2 separate regions of the Homo sapiens genome follow, and region 2 is linked to region 1. A link is an interaction called in ENCODE POLR2A ChIA-PET data of the cell type or tissue named here. Cell type or tissue: K562. All regions are shown on one strand. Each heading gives the region's core, and the rest is flanking DNA. Links, peaks and the distances in the headings are about the cores only.

Region 1 (7,283 bases), core at 1,833-4,332:
CAGAGCTGCTAAGGTGCAATTTTAAGTTGACGCTGCTGTGTGTAACAGGGTTCCCCCTCCAATCCCTCTTCTGAGACTGAGGACACAAGCTCAGAAAACAGCAGGGAGCCTTTGGTGATTACACCTAGAGAGGAGAAGAAAGGCATGGACGCTTAGTGTAAAGTGTGTTGGAGTGACGCAGTGAAGGTCTTAATACTCTCAGCAGGCCGGGTGTGGTGGCTCACGCCTGTAATCCCAGGACTTTGGGAGGCCGAGGCGGGTGGATCACTTGAGGTCAGAAGTTTGAGACCAGCCTCAGCAACATGGCAAAACCTCATCTCTACTAAAAATACAAAAATTAGTTGGTCGTGGTGGTGGGTGCCTGTAATCCCAGCTACTCAGGAGGCTGAGGCAGGAGAATCGCTTGAACCCAGGAGGTGGAGGTTGCAGAGAGCCGAGATCGCGCCACTGCACTCCAGCCTGGGCGACACAGTAAGACTCCATCTCAAAAAACAAAACAAAAAAACAAAACAAAAAAACCTCTAGTAGAGATTGAAACTCCTGTGGGAGCCGTGCTCCCTTCAATAGCATACTGCTCCAGGATAATCCACCCTGTGTCGGAGTTGTGAAAACAGAACTCCTCAGGGATCTGCTATATCCAAACTATTCCAGAGTCCCAATTGATGAGCTTTTATTGCAAAAGCCATTGAGAAACAGATTCTTTTCTCAGTGCTCTTCTGAAGGGTGAGCAAATCAATCTTACTTCCTAGATGTGTCAGCTGAGTCAAGTTACCCAGAAAGAAACACAGGAGAAATGAGTCCCTGACAAGCCTGGGTGGAAGTTCCGTCCACTGCTGTCAATCCTGCATATTTTGTTCCAATCCACTATTTCTTTAAAATTGCTGAGTAAAATGTTGGATATGACTCAGGCATCCCGAAAATCTCAAATCTCTGAATATTCAACATCAATTTAAAGAAGACACAAGATACTGGGCTTTTTTTCCCCATTGTCAAAATATGGGGCGTATGCCGTTGCAAGTTGAGTATGTAAAAAACCATGATGCTATTTTATAGTCATGGAATCAATCATGAGAATTCACAGTCTTGTGAACAGGGACTTCTCATATTTGATAAATGACTTGATTGCTGTGTTTCTGATTAGCGGCTTTTCAATTGCATTACAAATGTTGGAAACATCCATTAGTCAGTATTTAGCAACATTTTAGGAACTGATTAAAGTGAATCCGTGTTTCAGAAACATAGAACTACTTGTGCTGTGAACTCAACAGTGAAGATATCCAACAGATCCTTTGGGAAGAGAGAAATAGACAAGAATCTTAAGCCACCTTCCTTTTGTTGTTGTTGTTAGAGACAGTCTCACTGTCACCCAGGCTGGACTGCAGTGGTGTGATCGTAGCTCACTGCAGCCTCAATCTCCCAATCTCAAGCAATCCTCCCACCTCAGCCTCTTAAGTAGCTGGGACTACAGGTGCACACCACCACACCTGGCTCATTTTTTTTTCGAATTTTTAGTAGAGACGAGCTCTTGCTATGTTGCCCAGGCTAGTCTCAAACTCCTAGCCTCAAGCAGTCCTTAAGCCTCAGCCTCCCAAAGTGCTGGGATTACAGGCATGAGCCACTGCTCCCATCCCAGGCCATCTTCTGCATGTAATTTAATTTCTGCAGGTTTGCCAGTTGGCTTGTCACTTTTACCCAGAAGTATCTGAGAGAGAAAAAAAAAAAAATTAAAGCAGGTGTGGGGCAAGAGGGAAGGCAGACACAAACGCAATCCAATGTTATAGTAGAAGATCACTGCTTAGACTATCTCCATAGTTCATCTTTGCTTTGGTTTCCATCTTAATTTTTTTATGTGAAAAGATATACATATATTTAGAATTAGCCAGCTGGACTCAGTTTAGATGATCCCAATTTTGTTGGCAACATCCAAAGCATCATAATCAGGAGCCAGTGGAACATATGCCTTCTTCTCTCCATCAGGCCGAATCAGGGTGTTGACCTTGGCCATGTCAATATCATAGAGCTTCTTCACAGCCTGTTTGATCTGGTGCTTGTTGGCTTTAACATCCACTATGAACACAAGTGTGTTGCTGTCTCCTATCTTCTTCATGGCCGACTCAGTGGTCAGCGGAAACTTGATGATAGCATAGTGGTCAAGCTTGTTTCTTCTGGGGGCACTCTTCCAAGGATATTTGGGCTGCCTCCAGAGTCGCAGTGTCTTGGGCCACTGGAAGGTGGGTGACGTGTGGATCATTTTTTTTGTGGCTGTGGACACCTTTCAACACTGCCTTCTTGGCCTTTAAAGCCTTCGCTTTGGCTTCGGCTTTAGGAGGGCAGGAGCTTCCTTCTTTGCTTTCGGTGCCATCTTGTGAAAAGCCCATCTTAATTTTTAAATTGAGATTGGTAAAGTTTTTCTATTTCTTCATAGTAAATATTTTCAGCTTTGCAGGCCATACATAGTCTCTGTTGCAACTACTCAACTCTGCCTTTGTAAGAACGAAGCAGCTATAGGCAATATGTAAATGAAGGGTGTGGCTGTGTTTCCATGAAACTTTATTAATAAAAACAGGAATCAGGGGCCGGGCACGGTGGCTCGTGCCTGTAATCCCAGCACTTTGGGAGGGCGAGGTGGGAAGATCACTTGAGCTCAGGAGTTCAAAACCAGCCTGGCCAACATGGTGAAACCCTGTCTCTACAAAAAATACAAAAATTAGGCGGGTGTGGTGGCACGCACCTGTAGTCCCAGCTACTCAGGAGGCTGAGGCAGGAGAATCACTTTGAACCCAGGAGGCGGAGGTTGCATGCAGTGAGCCAAGATCGCACCACTGCACCCAGCCTGGGTGACAGAACGAGACTCCATCTCAAAAACAAAAACAAAAACAAAAAACAGGCATCAGGTTGGATTTGGCCCATGGGTCACAGTTCATCAACCCAGCTCTTCACTATGCTAGAATCAAGAGCCATGATTATGTTTTACAATTTTGATAGCTGCTGACATCACTGATTGTATGTCATATTTACCCTACTTCAGACCAACATTTATTTCCTTTTCTTTTTGTACATTGCCAGATTACATTGCGATGCTATATCACAAATTTGGAGGTACCACATTTTAATGGGAAGGAAATATTACGATATGGAGACAAATATACATCACTCCAAGCCTCCCCACCGCTATCCTCTACCCCCATGAAAATGAATGATTGTGGAGGAGTGGAGCAAGTTTTCAGTGGAAATAGTGAAATGATTCTAAAATCCCTCTTTTTCCACCGAGCATGGTGGTTCACACCTGTAATCCCAGCACTTTGGGAGGCTGAGGCGGGTGGATAACCTGAGGTCAGGAGTTCGAGACCAGCCTGACCAACATGGTGAAACCCCATCTCTACTAAAAATACAAAAATTAGCTGGGCGTGGTGGTGCACGCCTGTAGTCCCAGCTACTCGGGAGACTGAGACAGGAGAATTGCTTGAACCTGGGAGGCAGAGGTTGCAGTGAGCCAAGATACCACCACTGCACTCCAGCCTAGGTGACGGAGCAAGACTCCATCTCAAAAAAACAAAAAACAAACCAAAAACACCCTCAAAAAAACAAAAGAAACGCTTCGCTTCTCCTCCTCAGTCCTTAACTTCCTCTCTTCTTCCCCTTTCAGAGTGAGATTTTGCGTGGTAAGATTTGGGGAGGCATGTTTTGATATTCCTTGTGATTTTGAATGGGAGGCCAAGCAGGGCTTCAGGAAGTGGAGCCCAGAGCTGGTGTTCCTGGGCTTGGTGACAGGTCCTGGGCCCCTCCCTGTCTGAGGATACCATTCTATGTGTCCCCATGACAACTCCGAGGTTTGATGCTGGTGGAGCTGATTGCTTCCATGAGGGCTTCATAGTCTAATTCTAGCACACTCTCCATTTCTCAATGGACCACTCCAAAAAGCTTCCCTCGAAGGATCAGTCTGGCCAAGAAAAACTTGCATGGCCCTGGGTACCACCATTTCTACCTGCACAGCTCCGGACAACCGCAGAATCCTGATGCCCGCTCTATGTGGGACCATGAAAGGCCCTCTCGATGTTGTCCTGCTCTCAGATTTCTTTTTCCAGAAAGTTCAGCTGTGGCTCCCATTTCTACTGCTATGTAACACTGCTGTGCTCAGGCTGGGGAAGCCCCTAATTTTCCAACAGGGAAATAATCTTGTACATTGAGACCAACCGTAACATTATCCCAAGCAGCTATGAGATGTGCACAAGTAATTTGTTATTAATCCAAATTTAGCCTTCTCCCTGACATAAAATTAAATTATGCCTTCAAAAGCCTAAAATGGCTTAAACATTATCCCTAAAATAATGTCACTTCCGATGTGCTTTCTGTAGTGAAAAAAAAGAAGTTAGGTGAGAATGAATGAACCACCTATGCTTCCCCTCACAACCCAGAAGCCCTTGATCCACAGTGAGCAGCCGTGGGAAATACAAATTGTTCTGCTGCTTGCAAGGTGTGGTTTTATAGTTTCTGTTGTTTTCTTTTGCATTTCATTCTGAAATATATTCTTTTTTTTTTTTTTTTTGAGACATAGTCTCGCTCTGTTGCCCAGGCTGGAGTGGAGTGATGTGATCTCGGCTGTCTGCAACCTCCGCCTTCCAGGTTCAAGTGATTCTCCTGCCTCAGCCTTCTGAGTAGCTGGGATTATAGATGCCCGCCACCACACCTGGCTAATTTTTATTTTGTATTTTTGGTAGAGATGGGGTTTCACCATGGTGGCCAGGCTGGTCTTGAAGTCCTGACCTCAAGCTATCTACCCCCCTCAGCCTCCCAAAGTGCTGAGATTATAGGCGTGAGCCACCGTGCCTGGCCCTGAGATAGATTTTTAACATGAAAGATGTCAAGGCTAAACACACGTGAGTAACCCCTGCACTGCTGATGAACGAATATGCCACCCTGCCTCTCTCCAAGCAAAGAGGAGAAACCTGCCATCAGGCTGTATGAACTCTTCTTTGCTTTTTTCCAGTATTGTCATTCAGATTAGCTTTCATGCACGTACCACAAGAAAAATCAGATGTCCTGGATTTGTCCTGTGTTCCTCATCAGCAGAGGAAGCCACTAGCAGCCCTTACGAGAATCAAGGCTACTCTACTGGAACTCTTCTTACATAGCCAAAAATGTGTGAATTCCATTTACTGTGATTTTTAACAAAAATGTGTTTATTTAAATGTGTTTATTGTGGTACTCGCTTGCTTAATTATCTTATTTATTTTATTTGTTGTATTTTTGAGACAGGTTCTCACTCTGTAGCCCAGACTAGAGTGCAGTGATGCGATCCTAGCTCACTGTAGCCTCAACCTCCTGGGCTCAAGCAATCCTCCTGCCTCAGCCTCCAGAATAGTTGGGACTACAGCTATGTGCCAGCACACCCAGCTAATTTTTTTTTTTTTTTTTTTTTTTTTTTTGTGGAGACGGGGTCTTGCTGTGTTGAGCAGGCTGGTCTCAAACTCCTGGCCTCAAGTGATCCTCCTGCCTCACCCTCCCAAAGTGCTGGGATTACAGGTGTGAGCCATCACTACCCTTGGCCTGTTTGCTTAATTATCTGTGGAATACAGAAAAAGAAAAAAATCAATACTCTTTAAAAAAATAATCTAGTCCTTAAAACACATTTTTAGACCGGCCATATTGGCTCACACCTGTAATCCCAGCACTTTGGGAGGCCAAAGTGGGTGGATCACTTGAGGTGAGGAGTTCAAGACCAGCCTGGCCAACATGGCAAAACCCCATCTCTACTAAAAATACAAAAATTAGCCAGGTGTGGTGGTGAGCGCCTGTAATCTCAGCTACTCAGGAAGCTGAGGCAAAAGAATCTCTTGAATCCAGGAGGTGGAGGTTGCAAGGAGCTGAGATTGCACCACTGCACTCCAGCCTGGGTGACAGAATGAGACTGTCTCCAAAAAAAACTAAAAAATAAAATACATTTTAAATGATTTTCAGTGACTAGTTTTTGGAGACCTTTACATGGCTGCTTTACTCATGTGGATGAATGTGTTTATCAATGTCCCTGGGGAAAATAAAAGCAGCGTTATTTGCCTTACTTCCCTACCAGATTTTTGATATTTTCTCAAAATCAGCTGGGTGCAGGAGCATGAGCCTGTAACCCCAAGCTCTACTCAGGAGGCTGAGGTGGGAGGATCAGTTGAGCCCAGGAGGTCAAGGCTGCAGTAAGCTATCACTGCACCACTGCACTCCAGCCTGGGTGACAGAGCAAGACTCTGTTTCTTTAAAAACAAAACAAAACAAAAAAATCTTATATTTTCTCAAAATCGGAGTCCACTCATGGGATGTGTCATTTTATTAGCTATATATATACATCTATGCCGTTTGGATTTGAATGTCATCCATTATCTGTTGCAGTGGGTTGAATGGTGTCCCCTTCCCCCAAAAAAAGACATGCCCAATCCCTAAGTCCCAGTACCTGTGAATGCGGCCTTGCTTGGAAATCATATCTTTGCAGATGTCATGAAGAGAAGGATCTCAAGTTGAGATTATCCTACATTAGTTGTGTGAGCCCTGAATGCAATGAACCTTATAAGACAAAAGGAGAAACAGATACAGAAAGAGACATGGGAGAAGGTGATGTGACCACATAGGCAGAGATGGGAGTGACGCAGCAGCAAGCCAGGGAGCCCTACGGATGGCCGGCCGCCACCAAAAGCTGGGAGAAAGGCAGGGAACAGATTCTCCCTGAGAGCCTTTAGAGCAAGCACAGCCCTGCTCACACCATGATTTCAGACTTCCAGCCTCCAGGACTGTGCAAGAATAAATGTCTGTTGTTTTAAGCCACCGAGCTTGTGGAACTTTGTAACGGCAGCCCTGGGAAACTAACACCTGTGGGTCGAGGCAGGGAAAGAAATGCTGCCCCAGTATAGAGAAGATTTGCTCCAGGTTCTAGGAGAGCCAAAAAGCAGCATCTCATGGCCGTCAGCAAACCCCTGGGAGGACGGCAGACCCCAGGGGGCGAGCAAACTTGCTGGTGGTTGGAGCATGCCTGATGCTATCACTCTGTGGGTACCAAGTACCAGGCAAACAGGTAGGCCTTGTTCAAAGCCAGTGATGGAGAGAGGCACTCTCCAACAGAGCCATCGAACAGGGCACGTACTGTATCAGCTCTAGCAGAGGCCAGCAAACTTTTCTGTAAAGGGCTTGATAGTAAGTATTTTCAGCTTTGTGAACCACAAACCGGAGTAGTCTCTGTCACACCTCCTCAGCTCTGCTGTTGGGAAGTGAAACCAACCATATGCAACTGCCAAACAAATACA
Region 2 (7,283 bases), core at 3,084-5,583, 60 kb after region 1:
GTCCTGAGTTGGTCCAAAGGGCATTTACAATGTCATAAATATCCTTATATAAGAAAAAAAATGATCTCTTATCAATTAGCACTCACTAATGTACTACTAATTGAGCAACCTACGCACTCAGTTGACTACGTAAATCTGTCAGGTCTTTTGTGATTTCCTCTGATGCAGGAGAGGAAAAATTGTAATTGATGAAAATAATGAATGAAAATCAACAGATGAATAAATGGTTCTTTATAAGTGTCCATTTGTACAGATTGTTTAGATGCTAAATAAGCTTTGTCTCAAGTACAATCAACCTAAAAGGTCAAGGGAAGGGACAGTACAACTTGGGGGTGAGCAAACCCAGAAAGTAAAGAAAGAGCCAGTTAGTCAATATTTTCAATGTTGTAGGTCAAACAATGCATTGGAACTCCCCAAATCCACATTATGTAACAAAAGCTGACAGCATGTAAGCCTGTGAGCATAGCTGGCTCTGGCCCTTCCCAGCCTCTAGGAAAACAAATAGTACCACAACGGCAAAGGCAGCTGACCTGGTCTCTTTAAAAAAGCCAAAGTCATTGGGGAAAAACAACCAGTTGCTATGTGTGAAACGTGAGTGTGCACTTGTGTGAAACACCGAGCTGATGAGGGACCTATCAGATCTCCATAGGAATGTGTTATTTATGTAGGGATGAAGTGTCATGAGGTGTACAACATATGCCCCAGGTGTACAACATGTGTTTCAGCAAAGTATACAAAGACTGATGAACAGGTAAGGCAAAAAAAAAACAACTTTTCTGTTTGTTGAAAGCTTTCAAAACCTGGGGGTTGGCAGTGGAAACTTCTGGCTCTGCCCACTGAATTCCTGACCTCAGGCAGAATACTGTATCTGGCTTTGTCTCTGTTTCCTCAACTGTCAAATTGGGATGACAGTCATAGGATTATATGTATTGAGATAAAGTGTTGAGAACAAATTAGCTGGGTGTGATGGTGGGCGCCTGTAATCCCAGCTACTCAGGAGGCTGAGGCAGGAGAATCGCTTGAACCCAGGGGGTGGAGGTTGCAGTGAGCCAAGATTGCACTACTGCACTCCAGCCTGGGCGACAGAGTGAGACTTCATCTCAAAAAAAAAAAAAAAAATAGTGTTGAGAACAGCCCCTGCTGTCATTAGTTCCTGTAAATGGGCCTGACGCTGTCCCTGCTGGTAATGAGAAGTGTGTGTTTACTGTCTAACACCCAGTAAATGCCCAGGCCATTCTGTTTCTTCCACAGAATCACAGTGTTGTGATCTCTCACACTTCACCAGTGAGAATTAAGGCTTACAGAAACAAAAAGCGATCACCCGTGAAAAGAAGGAGAGGCCCCTTATTTTATTTTTATCTATTTATTTTTTAATTCTCCAAACTGCTTCGGAAGAGTCCCTTATTTTATTTATTTATTTATTTATTTGTTTGTTTGTTTGTTTGTTTATTGAGACAGAGTCTCAATCTTGGTTCAGTGCAACCTCTGCCTCCTGGGTTCAAGTGATTCTCCTGCCTCAGCCTCCTGAGTAGCTGGGATTACAGGCGCCCGCCACCATGCATGGCTAACTTTTGTATTTTTAGTAGAGACAGGGTTTCGCCATGTTGGCCAAGCTGATCTCGAACTTCTGGCCTCAAGTGATCCACCCGCCTCGGCCTCCCAAAGTACTGGGATTACAGACATGAGCCACTGCACCCAGCCTAGTCCCTTAGGTTAAAAGTGAGGTTTACTTTGACAAGTTTCACCTTTCAGTAGGGCTGTTCATTTCTTCCTAGTTTTTGTACACAGACACCAGAAAACAATCACGTCTGCAGCAAAACTGGTATTCTCAAGTGCTAGTTTAGAAATTTGTACCTGTATTGCAAAGATATTTTTCCCTTAATACCTTAAAAATAACACCTAACTTCTTTAAGAGATTTAGAGAAAGCATTGTTCCAAATTCAAGTACCTGCTTACCTCTGAGGGTGAGGGGAGGAGGACATACGTGGTTCCGTCTTTATTGCTAAGGATTTCTTTCTTATACCAGGTGATAGGTACATGGTGCTAAAATACAATTTTCAGAAAAAGGTAAAATCATGACTGTCATACAGATGTAAAAATAATAGTCAAAAAAATGTATTTTACTCATAAGGGAACCAGGGAAATGTTATAACTGGTTCAAAGGAAAAGCTAAAAGGAAAAGCTAACAGATTATATGGAATCAACAAATGTTGAGCTGAATTGCAAATGACGACAAAACTGGTGTTTTTACAGGGAGGAGGACGTCAATTCAGTCACCACTAGACAGGACAGCACTTGCACCTCTGTTACCTACAATTAAGAAAGAGATGCAAAATATCTCAAAGAATGAACAGGGCCATAGTTCAATGCTACGAGTCTTGCCTTGCAAGCACCCTTCACTCTGTTGTGTGAGTCTGGCAAAACACCCATCCCCATGCTTAATAACCATGCCAGCCTGCTCTAGCAGCTCTTAACAGATGATGTTGCTAGGGAGAAAGGAAACAAGAGGCTGACTGTACTCTTTTATGTTCCCACCCCAATCCCAAACAGACAAGCAATTCTCCTAGCCAGTGTTGTCTTTTCCCCTAGTAAATTCACTCTCCTACTCTGTAAGATGATTATTCTTTCCGCATATCTCCCAGACTGATCGTGCTGGAGGATGTCCTCAAATCTGTTCCCTAAAAAAGAAATAGATGCCCCTGAGGAGAGTCGTTCAACATACCTGCAACCAGACAGCACACCCTGCCCCCCTTTCCGTTACAAGAAGAGGCACACTGCTTCCCAGGCAGCACCCCCACCAGAGTCCTGGTTCGTCCATTATTGCCCTCCCAAACATTTTGTTCTTGTAATTATTCCCTTTCTTTCCTTCACCAAATTCACCTCTCAGATTACCATTGCATAAAAACATGCTTTAATATCTCTCCCAGCTTTTAAAACTAAGGAGTTGAGTCACACAAAGTATATTCTCCGACCACACTGGAATTAAGTTAGAAATCAATAGTAAGATGGCTAGAAAATCCCCAAATAGTTGGAAACCAACAAAATACACTTTCAAACACCCTTAGTCGAAAAGATATCAAAAGTTAAGAAAACAACAACAACAAAATTTTTTAAAGATATTGAAAGTTAAATTCAAAAGTATTTTGAACTGAATGAAACTGAAAACAACATATCAATGTTTGTGGGATGGCACTAAAGCGGTACTTCGAGGGAAATGTATACTACGTAATGCCTACACTAGAAAAGAACTGTCTCAAACAATGACCTCAGCTTCCATGGTAAGAAACTAGAATAAGAGCAAATGAAACCCCAAATGAGCAGATGAAAGGAAATAAAGATCAGAACAAAAATTAGTATAATCAGAAGAGAGCAATAAAGGTAAAAAAAAAAATCAATGAAGCCAAAAGCCGGTTCCTTGAGGAAAAACAAAAAGTGCTAAACCTCTAGCCAGAGAGATCAGAAAAAGAAAAAAAAAATGAAAGACACAGATTACCAATGTCAGGAATGAGAAGTAGCATCATTATGATTAATAAGAAGATAATAAGGGGTTGGGCACAGTGGCTCACACCTAAAATCCCAGCTCTTTGGGAAGCCGAGGCAGGTGGATCACCTGAGGTCAGGAGTTCAAGCCCAGCGGGCCAACAGGGTGAAACCCCATCTCTACTAGAAATACAAAAACTAGCCAGACATTGTGGCAGACACCTGTAATCCCAGCTACTCTGGAGGCTGAGGCAGGAGAATCGCTTGAACCCAGGTGGAGATTGCAGTGAACCGAGATCATGCCACTGCACTCCAGCCTGGGCAACAGAGTAAGACTGTCTAAAAAAAAAAAGAGCATTTTACTAACAACCTCAAATCATTGGAATTAACAACTTACATAAAATGTACACATTTATTAATATTTAGAAAAACACTAAGCTCACTGAAGAAGAAATGGAAAACCTGAATAGCTCTATGTCTGTAAAGTGAAGTTTCAAATACTCTTTGGAAAGAAAGAAAGATTGGTTGGGGCATAAAGGGAACCACACCCAGCAGGTGCCCAGCTATTAACTTGACTTTGATAGAGAAAGTGGACTCGGTGGCAGGGCACAGGCAGTTCAGCCAGATCTGCTTGAGTAAAGCAGAGTCATGATGAGATGGTGGCTCTCTGCTAATCTCAGAGTCGCTAATCAAACACACTCAGATCAAACACGTGGGTTACAGTGAAGAAGACGAATGAAGGAATCCAATTGCCCGTCTATACCTTGACACACCTTTGACAATTCCTTTGTTTTGTGGGTACACATTTCATGGGGAGATGCCATATATTTTACATATTAACTGTGACTTTGGATAAAACAAAAATGCAGACACTTTTAGCAAACGGGTTATGTAACAATTAGATAAAACATTCTAATAAATGGCTTACGGCATAGTAGGAGCTTCATAAACATTCTCTCTCATTTGAGGGCATACTAGGAACCACACAGAGATTGCCTGCCCATGCCTGGAAGTCTAATTACAGGACATCTTTTTTCTCTAATTCTTAAGTTTCAGTTTCTCTTAAGAAAGGGGATGTATGTCCTGAGAAGCACTTAGTGTGTAAATAATTTCATTGCATCTTAAGATAAAGCAAACATCTGCATTTTGCAGTGGGTGATGGGTGCACATCCAAGAAAATTACTTGGCACATGTTTTCCTCCCTTTGGGATTCTCCCAAAATAGTTTTAATTCAACTGTCACCTGTCTCAGGCCCCCTACTGACCCATCACCATCCAGTTTTGCTTTCAGAGAGCCCGACCTCTTAGCCCTGCAAACCATTGCTTGGCTCTGTTAGGATCAAAAGAGGGATGTGTCTTGGCATGACCCAATACACAGCTCATGGAAAGGGTAGACCCAGGAGTGGGGGCATTAGGAAACTTTCTGGAACATTCAGCCCCTCGAGTTGCAGCACTGGAATGCAGAACTTAGCTCTGCTGTACAGCCCAGAGCAACCATGCCGGCCTGCAGCCATAAGGCACCTTCAGGCTGCAACAATTCCGAGAATTGACGTCTCTGTACACGCAGGTCCCAATACCACTTATAATGTGTACGAGGTGTTAGTCTCAGATAAACAGGACTGGGCACTTTGGCTGCAAACAAAGCAGCATCTGGTGGGACACACGGAGGCACAAGGAGGTACAAGAGGAGTTGTTCATGACACGGGGTCAGAATCCATGCCTTCCATTAGCTGGGCTACTTACTCGGATCTCCATAATCCCAATATAGGTGAGAAGGTGTCTATACCCTGTGAAGTATAATTTTGGCAGAACAAGGTACATTTCTTAGGATATGGACTATCCCAGGAAGTCCATCCCTCACAAGGATTTACCATTCGGAACTGCCCAGTCCTGACACTAAAAGACAACACAGGAGATTTAGGGTCACACTAGCTATTGCAGAAAGTCAGTCCCTAACTTTTCTGTAATCACCACAATTCTATAACTTTCAGTCATCTATGCCAGAATTCCCATTTTTGGGAACAGTAATAGATTGAAGGCTGGCTGCCAAGAAGATATGTCCATGTGTCAGAATCTATGAATATTTTCTTTGGAAGAAAGATTTTTGCAAATGTAATTAAGGATTTCAAGCTGAGCTCATCCTGGATTATCTGGGTGGGCCCTAAATCAATGACAAGTGTCTTTTTACAAAACAGAGAGACAAGGCAGGCATATGAAGACAGGTTGATTAGAGGGATGTGGCCGTAGCCCCAAGCCAAGGAAAGCCTGCAGCCCACAAAAGCTGGAAGAGTCAAGGAAAGATTTCTCTCTAGAGACTTTGGAGGGAATGCAGCTATACTGACAGCTTGATTTCAGAATTCTGGCCTCCAGAACTATGAGAGTAAATCTCCGTTGTAAGTCACCAAGTTTGGGGTTATCTGTTTCATTTTGTTTTGTTTTTTGAGACGAAGTCTCGCTCTGTTGCCCAGGCTGGAGTGCAGTGATGCGATCTCGGCTCACTGAAACCTCTGCCTCCCGGGTTCAAGCTCAGGAGCAGCTGGGATTACGGACACATACCACCACACCCTGCTAAGTTTTGTATTTTTGTAAAGACGGGGTTTCACCATGTTGGCCAGGCTGGTCTCAAACTCCAGACCTCAAGTGATCCACCTGCCTTGGCCTCCCAGAGTGCTGGGATTACAGGCATGAGCCACCACGCCCGCCCGGATCATGTGTTATGGCAGCCCTAGGAAAGTGAAACAGAAACCCGAACATAAGCAGATATCCTGTGACTGAAATTAACCCTCCAACAACTTCCCACTCTGGCCTTAGCTAACTATGAACCTCTCTGCTCACTCATACAGAAGGGCTTCCAATTTTTACCCAGTTCTCTGGAGCCTAGAAGCAAAAAGCTATGACAACCTTTTTCTTGATCCGGCAGCAGACTCATCCACCTTGTCTCAGAGCAGCAGTGGCAGCAGCAGCCGCGTGCCTGAAGCCCTCTGTCGCCTTACCCCTGGAGCCTCCTTTAACATAGGGCCCTCCGGCTGCACAGTTTTTGCTGCTCACTGAAAATAGTCAACATTTCTGAGAAAACTGATTCACCTCCCGAGACATTAGAACGAGATCTCAAATGCCTAGAACAACTGACTGCTGTACGTGTCTTCACGTTTTTGTTCCTTACATACCTTTGTTTTTAGTTACTTTCGTTCCTTATTTACCTTTGTTTTTTTTTGTTTTTTTTTTTTCCCTTTCTCTGCTGGTTTAAGGTTCTGGATTGCAAATAGCTACTTGTTATCTCCTAACTATGTCACCCATGTGGGCCCCTGTTCCTAATACTGCCTTTGTACTACCCCTCGTGACTCCATGGCTTAAACATAATTTAACCAACCATTGGAATTATGTCCACATTTGATATGTTTTGGATCTATGTCCCCACCCAAATCTCATGTCAATAATCCTCCCAGTGCTGGAGGTGGGTCCTCGTGGGACTGATTGGATCATGGGGGCGGGTTCCCATGAATGGGTTAGCGCCATCCCCCCAGTGTTGTCTCGTGATAGAGTTCTCATGAGATCTGGCTGTTTAAAAGTGTGCGGCCTCTCCTCCCTTTCTTTCTTCCTTCTACTCTAGCCATGTAAGTTGTACCTGCTTCCCCTTTGCCTTCCGCCACGATTGTAAATTTCCTGAGGCCTCCCCAGCCATGCTTCCTGAACAGCCTGTGGAACTGTGAGCCAATTAAACCTCTTTTATTTGTAAGTTACCCAGTCTCAGAAATTGCTTTACAGCAGGGAGAGAATGGACTGATACAACATCCCTTTGAGCAT

Evidence for each region. Peaks named below come from ENCODE experiments on the same cell type or tissue, not always from the same donor. Only the 100,000 strongest peaks of a DNase experiment are listed, where the experiment ranks them.
Region 2: POLR2A ChIA-PET joins it to region 1 with 5 read pairs; 5 of 35 experiments call an interaction of 5 or more read pairs at or near these places.

What each region holds. Positions count from the first base shown.
Region 1 is chr21:36,014,185-36,021,467 of GRCh38, forward strand. It overlaps the pseudogene RPL23AP3. Among named protein-coding and RNA genes, the nearest start is that of LINC01436, 13 kb to the left of the region's middle. In K562, for the core only: no CTCF peak of the experiment used is centred there; no DNase peak of the experiment used is centred there; H3K27me3 peaks cover 1,632 bases.
Region 2 is chr21:36,072,925-36,080,207 of GRCh38, forward strand. It overlaps CBR1-AS1 (CBR1 antisense RNA 1), which reads right to left. Exons shown (of 4, transcript NR_040084.1): 3 at 1,957-2,043. It overlaps CBR1 (carbonyl reductase 1), which reads left to right. Exons shown (of 3, transcript NM_001757.4): 3 at 1-240. Among named protein-coding and RNA genes, the nearest start is that of CBR1, 6.5 kb to the left of the region's middle. RefSeq lists an enhancer at 6,196-6,345. In K562, for the core only: no CTCF peak of the experiment used is centred there; DNase peaks (open chromatin) are centred at 4,137 and 5,067.